Regions from separate parts of the Homo sapiens genome. Here region 2 is linked to region 1. The links are chromatin contacts, found by Hi-C or POLR2A ChIA-PET in ENCODE. All regions are on one chromosome and are shown on one strand. The core of a region is the stretch at or near the end of the contact, and the rest is flanking DNA. Distances in the headings are between cores, read along the strand shown.

Evidence for each region. A loop is a pair of places that touch in the nucleus more often than their neighbours do. ChIA-PET counts read pairs that join two places held with the same protein, here RNA polymerase II (POLR2A). Pooled maps may share reads with other maps.
Region 2: a pooled map shows a loop between it and region 1 (3-fold over the local background). The contact joins the promoter of POLR1F here to the enhancer-like site in region 1. A Hi-C loop is called at or near these places in 1 of 168 maps with a recorded cell type or tissue (sciatic nerve) and 1 of 50 pooled maps. POLR2A ChIA-PET finds 5 or more read pairs at or near these places in 1 of 52 experiments (Panc1).

What each region holds. Positions count from the first base shown.
Region 1 is chr7:18,588,624-18,591,992 of GRCh38, forward strand. It overlaps HDAC9 (histone deacetylase 9), which reads left to right. Exons shown (of 26, transcript NM_178425.4): 4 at 1,713-1,863; 5 at 2,893-3,019. Among named protein-coding and RNA genes, the nearest start is that of HDAC9, 95 kb to the left of the region's middle. Within about 2 kb of position 1,733, at least 2 of the 41 ENCODE cell types and tissues checked have a DNase peak (open chromatin) inside an H3K27ac peak, as active enhancers do.
Region 2 is chr7:19,707,431-19,710,799 of GRCh38, forward strand. It overlaps POLR1F (RNA polymerase I subunit F), which reads right to left and starts at 1,607. Exons shown (of 4, transcript NM_001002926.2): 1 at 1,333-1,607. The coding sequence starts at 1,586. RefSeq lists enhancers at 731-1,335, 1,300-1,369, 1,336-1,938, 1,480-1,759.

The DNA.
Region 1 (3,369 bases), core at 483-2,982:
GTTGTTGCTGAGTCTGAATGTGAGGAACATGCCATTGGCATGTCTTGCCCACACACACACCATTTTGTTATCTTTTGTGGGTGTGCTTATGTGGGGGAATCTGGGCGTGTGTGAAAAAAATATATTGCAGCTGAAAGGGGGCTGGAAGGGTCTTTTTTCCCATGGTGAAGCTGACTAAACTTTGTGCTGTGTGCCTGCATTTTGACTGGAACTCATCACATGAGGTCAGGTATGGAATTCTCCACTTGTGGCATCATGTCAGTGCTCAAACTATTTCAGATGCTGGAGCATTTAGGATTTTGGATTTTCAGATTAGGGATGCCCAACCTATAATAATAATAATTAAAATCAGTAGGGTTCAAACTTAAAAACTAAATTTTATGTACGTTATGAATATGCGGCTGAAGAGAGATATTCTCTCTCTTACATATGAGGAAGTATGGCTCCGAGTAGTTTAGTAACTTGTCCGGATTTCATATCTACTAATGTCAGAACCTAAGGAGAACTCAAGGTCTTTAGTTACTCCTCAGTGTGCACATTTACTATAGTTCATAGATATATATTTCTCAGTCTGAGTGGAAATAGACATCTCAAGATGGCTATTAAAAAAGAATGCTTCAGGCTGGGCAAGGTGGCTCACACCCGTAATCCCGGCAGTTAGAGAGGCCAAGGTTGGAGCATCACTTGAGGCCAGGAGTTTGAGACTAGCCTGGGGAACATGGCAAGACTTTGTCTCCACTAAAAATGATAATTTTAAAAAATTAGCCAGGAGTGGTTGTATATGCCTGTAATCCTAGCAACTTAAGAGGCTAAGGTGGGAGTATCGCTTGAGCCCAGGAGATTGAGGCTGCAGTGAGCTATAATGGTGCCACTGCAATCCAGCCTGGGCAACAGAGTGAGACCCTGTCTCAAGAATAAAAATAAAAATAAAAAAGAGTGCAAGAATGCATCATATTCATGTCATTCATTGTTTGAGAGTGAATTCAAGGGATTCAGAAAGCTAAACAATAGTGCATTAAAATGAAGTTTTGTGGAAGTGGTTTCTTCTTGACCAGTGTCTTTAATCTAAAAGCTTTTATGTGCTGAATGAAAGAATAAAGCTTCTGCTATTTTGATATTTTGAGAGACTATATGTATATAATATATTCTACATATTATGAATATATACATTGCATTAGTCTATTGAGAACTTGCTCTGTAAGATTTTGAAATTTTTAGCATTTGTTTACTTCAGGTAAACTTCCCCCAAATTAATTTAATATCTCACCATTCTGTATTTGCGTTGATTATTTTTACACCATTTTTTAGGCTAAGAATGGAAGATTTCAGTTGTTCATTTATAATGTGAGGGACTTTGTAAAATAGGCTTCTGGGCAGTCCCTACCTTTTCCTGTTTGTATGTTCAAAGAAAAGTCATTAAGGGAACTAAAGATTTAATTAAAGGAAATGGGAAGACCTGAGTGAATTTAACAGTTAGTTTTGATAGGGATGCACAGATAATGGAGCTACCTAAAACTTGCCTGTTGATGACGTTAAGACCTTCACTGCATTAGTTGCTTGTCCTTAGATTTCAATGATTTACAGAAAAAGTGGGTACAAATATGAACTAAATACAAACAAGTTCCAAAAGCTCATAACATTTCAGTTTTGGTCAGTGATGACTATGAAGCCTAAAGAAATTGCACACTCTCATGTCTTTCTCTTCTCGCAAGTTGCAACAGGAACTTCTAGCCATAAAACAGCAACAAGAACTCCTAGAAAAGGAGCAGAAACTGGAGCAGCAGAGGCAAGAACAGGAAGTAGAGAGGCATCGCAGAGAACAGCAGCTTCCTCCTCTCAGAGGCAAAGATAGAGGACGAGAAAGTAAGAGGCACCAGGGTAAACGATGGACTCTCTTTCCTCATCGTTAGCTGATCATTATTCAGAACAAAGCCTGATAAAGAGTGCGGTTAGACTCGTCAAAATTATCTGTGTTTAATTAAAAGCATAGATTACAGACCCAACTGTAAAGTTTTGACATTTACATACCAGCTCACATCATTGAGTCTGCAGAGCGTCTCAAGAAGCAAACGTAACATTATCTGGCAAAGGTGCTGATTTCTGTTGTTTTGAACCTTAAAAATAATGTAATTCTAAAGCAGTCTAATATATGCCATCTTGTTTAATAATCAGCTTGTATCCACATCTCCTGACTATGCCTTCCTTACTCCTGGCCAAGTAATAATTGCTCTCTAAGTAAAGCCTTGCCTCCATTTAGTTTTGGCATACTCAAACTTTGAGAAGATTTAAGACATAACACATGCAAAAGAACTATCCACAAGAGGGAGACAGATCCAAATAATTCCCCTGTATTAGGTCAGTTCAAAATCAGGTCGTAGCAAAGTTTAAAATTTGATGACTTGAACTGGAATTGTCAGCAATATTTATTTGTTTAATGCTCAAAGGGTTTTTTTAAAAACTAAGGTTTTCAAACTAGCAACTCAGAAAAGATTATTTTAATGTGTTTAAGGGATTTAATATGGATCTAATCCCTCAAGATAACTTGATTATTAAAATACAGTGTTTTGTTCCTCTGCAGTATTTTTTAAACTTAAAAAAGTTGATTTTGGGAATTCCCTCTTTGCAAAAGTAATTAAAGAAATAGCTGAAAGTCTTTTGAAAATTTGCAATTTAAGTAGTATTTATAAAGCATTACTGTACTATTTTCTAAAGCATATTTGGACTGTGGTTTCTTCTTTTAATAGGAAAACTTTATGTGCTGTGACCAGCGATTTTACTTCTTAATCTTTGTCAAATATTCTAGAGGCATGAGAGGACAAAACTCACCATCAACATCTGTTTCTGTGTGTGTATGTGTGTGTGTGTGTGTGTGTGTGTGTGTGTGTATTTCAGGGGCAGTGGCAAGTACAGAAGTAAAGCAGAAGCTTCAAGAGTTCCTACTGAGTAAATCAGCAACGAAAGACACTCCAACTAATGGAAAAAATCATTCCGTGAGCCGCCATCCCAAGCTCTGGTACACGTATGTTCAGTGTTTGGCTGTTTTCATTCCTGGGGTAAAGAACACAGGTTCTGTATTTAGCCGACCTGGGTACACATCCTTAGCCTGCCATTTCTCAGCTGTCTGGCTGTGGGCAAGTTCCTTCAGTTCTCTAAGGATCAGTTTCCTTCTCCATAAAAAGAGGAAAATAATAGTGCATGCCCTCTAGGGTTGCTGGCACGGTCCTATAAAATAACATGGTAAGGTACATAACAGAGAGAAGTGCTAAATAAATGGTAGCATTTATCAACTTGAGGGCAAGGAAGTATATATGTTCTTTGATGAATGAATAACTGACAAATGTGAGGTGGGCAAAGAAATTTGTATTTTGC
Region 2 (3,369 bases), core at 357-2,856, 1.1 Mb after region 1:
ATCCTCTCTGAGTCATCTTTGACCCCCTGCCCTCCTCTCCAATGGCATCCAATGCCTTTCCCCTGACATAAACCTTATTCTACTTATATAATAGATACAGTTCTCTGGGCAAAGCATACCAGTTCACATCCAGTATCCGTTTGTTTATGCCACTCTCTTTGCCTGGAATGTTACCATGTTAAAGTACCCTCTTCAATCAAGTTGTTCTCAAAGGTCCCAAGATCCAAATTCTACACTCCTTATCTTATTAGATTTCTGTCAAATTTTAACACTTTACTATTTATTGGCTTGTATTTGTATCTCTCCTACAGCTTAAAGCTCCTTGAAACAGAGATTTTATTTTTTGTTTTTGTATCTCAAGTGTTCGGTATGTAATATAAACATACAAGAAGTGTATATTGGTGCTTGGAAGAATCTGCAGATTCTAGACATGGGTGGAGGTCCAGGATCCCTTAAGAAACTGATAAAAACTTCCGATGCAGTGCCCAAGGAACTTCACATAGGAATTCCTGAAGGGCAATCATGAATCCCTAGAGAATCCATTCCCTCTAGTTTTAGAACCCCGCTTTTAAACCAAAGTATAGTCCAGAGGAATACTCAAGCACATGCCCGCGCCCCCCGCCCCACACCTCTGTAATTCTAAGTTTTCAAGTCACTTTTGAATACCGTAATATAAATGCATACGTTTTGGTTTTTTCTCTCCCCAAAGCAACAGGCTCACTAGTTCGACTGAATAAATCTTCTTAAAAACAACAAAATCCCGCTAAACTAATGGCATTTTCATAATCCCCAGATCAGGTCCAAGAGAAGAGAAAATGGGGAAATTACCAGAGCGAAATCCAACAACAAAAAAGGTCCTTCATGTTTTACAAATAGAACGGTTGTACTAATGCTTCGTATGCTATCTTCTATGGAATGAGAATCTACTCAAGCACTGCAAACCAGATTTTTATCGTCAAATGAGAAAGCATCATCCGTAAGGGGATAAATGAAACGTTGAATGCCAAACAGAACTGGGCCTACTAGGTCTCCAGATCCCTGGTCTTTTCCTACCCCTACACCAGGGTTCTGGAGCAAGAATCTCCACTCCCTCCGCCCACACCTGAACTTCATCTTTAAGTTTTCTTCTCTATCTATGAAAGGGACCCTGTATAGATCTTTACCAGAGCGGTACTGGCCTTGAGGGACGGATCGCGACTCTAGAAATCCAGGGGGCTAAGCTCTGGGGGGCAATGCGACCTTTGCCATTTGCCCCTTTCTGCTGCGTCGTCAGCACATCCACCTGCTTTACTTCCCGTGCACAAAAGAAGGAACAGGCAAAGAGATCGGTACCTCTCAGAATAGCGAAGGAGCTCCGCATCAAGCTGTTCTCGAATGCCGGTGCGTTTCCTGTTAAGGTAGCGGGGCGACAGCGCGATGTGCCTTTGGTGCGGCCCGGCCACCAGGCATGAGTAGCGACTGTTCACCAGCGCACAAGCAGCGGCATAAGTCGGCAACTCTAGGCAAGGCAGGACGCCAGCCTGCCCTACCAGAGACCCATCAGAAGCCGCCGCTGGCCGCGGCGCCTCTGAGCAACCTGCAGCCATGCTGCTTGTCAAGGTTCCCACGGCGCGCGCCGTTGACGCAAGCACAATCCCATGTCCCCGGCGCTCGTTTTACGCCATCCACCAACGACCACGCCCCTAGGAATTTCCCCTCTTTTCGCTGCATTACGCAGCCCTGACCAGCAGGGGGAACCGCGTTTTCGCGCTTCGAGAACGGGAGCTTAGAGCCTCGGAAATGCATTGAGCACGCAGGAAAGCCAACCGACTGCTCTTTTAAGGGCAGGCAAATGTGTGTTTTCGCACAGAGGCTTATTGGATTAAGTAGGTAGCTTAAAAATGGGGGTTCTCACTTTGATCATTTCCAGTAGTGAGGTGGGTTTGGTAGAATTTTACAGGCTTGGACTGTACAATAAAAAATCAAAATATTTATGGAGTATATTTTATGCAGTACACGGAATCCTAAGCAGGCCTGATAATTGTAATGCAACGCATCTGAAAACGAACCCACTAGTTCTCTCCTGTCCCGCTTCTCTTCTCATTATGCAACTGCTAAATCAGGGAATCATACAGCCAAGCTGTCAGCCTCGGATCCTCTTTTGTATCCCCAAGTATCAAATCAGCCTGAAGACCTGTATTGCCCAAAGTGGAAATATCATTCTATTTGGACACTATTCTCTTTCCCTGCCGCCAAAACCGCAGGACTCCCTGCCTGTGGAAGCCTAGCTCAATGGTCAGGAGGACACTCTGGGGCAGCCAGATCTTCCCTGAAATACATATGATCGTGTTGTGCCCTGTTTAAGCCCTACATAGGCACCCCATTTTCTCTAGGACAACACAAACTCATGAAAATGGCTTATAAGTTACAAGGCCATTTTGTGATCTGCGTGGGCACACAGCCTCTCTCTTCAGCTTCATTTGTCACACTCCCCACCCTAATATTATCATGCTGCTTGATCTACTTTCAGGTCTCTCTTTGTGCAGTCTCACGCTGTTCCTTCCACCAGGGAATATAATAGCATTTTTCACAAGGGTAAATTCTACTCATGTATGAATTTCTAGCTTAGATTTTACATTCTATACCTTTGCAAAGAGTTTTCAAGCACCCCACTCCTCTTTCTCTATAAGGATTAGGTAGTTACCCATCTATGTTGGTTTTTATGTTAATTTTTTATTAACTGTCTTTGCTTGCCTGTTCCATCAATAGATTCCTACACTCACTAAAGTGGGGACCATAATATCTGTATTGTTCACTACAGTAGCCCCCCACAATTTATCCCTCCTCCAAAGAAACGAAACCAAGAAAAACCCAACCAATACATCTTGAATGAATAACCTGATAGTGAGTTAATAAATAATAAGTGATAAAGAGCTCACAGCCTAAGTGGAAGTGGGATCTAAACATAAACATATAACAGGTTATGCTGGATAAGTGCCAAGAGAAATGTATAGCAGTGATGTGAGTATTAACATACTCCCTCATCTCCTAAATACTGCAAAAAGCCTCTTAGCCTCTCTAAACCTGATTTCTGACTTGTAAAATACGAAAAATAATACTTGCCCTGCTACCTTAGAGAGATGATAGGAGGGTCAAACAAGATAAATAAAAGGCATTTTCTTTAATATTCCTTAAATAACTGCAAACTCAGCATGAGATGATAGTGGGATGAGACTGCCCCCAAAACCTAATAGTAGACACTTTTAAGTCCATAAATGGGAAACATAATGGCTTTTACCTTCATTTTGTTGCAAAGTCCTGTGATACCCCTGTGCAGGACCCTTTTGTTCAATGTGCTCAAACTTGGCTAAACAATGAAGTCACCTAAGG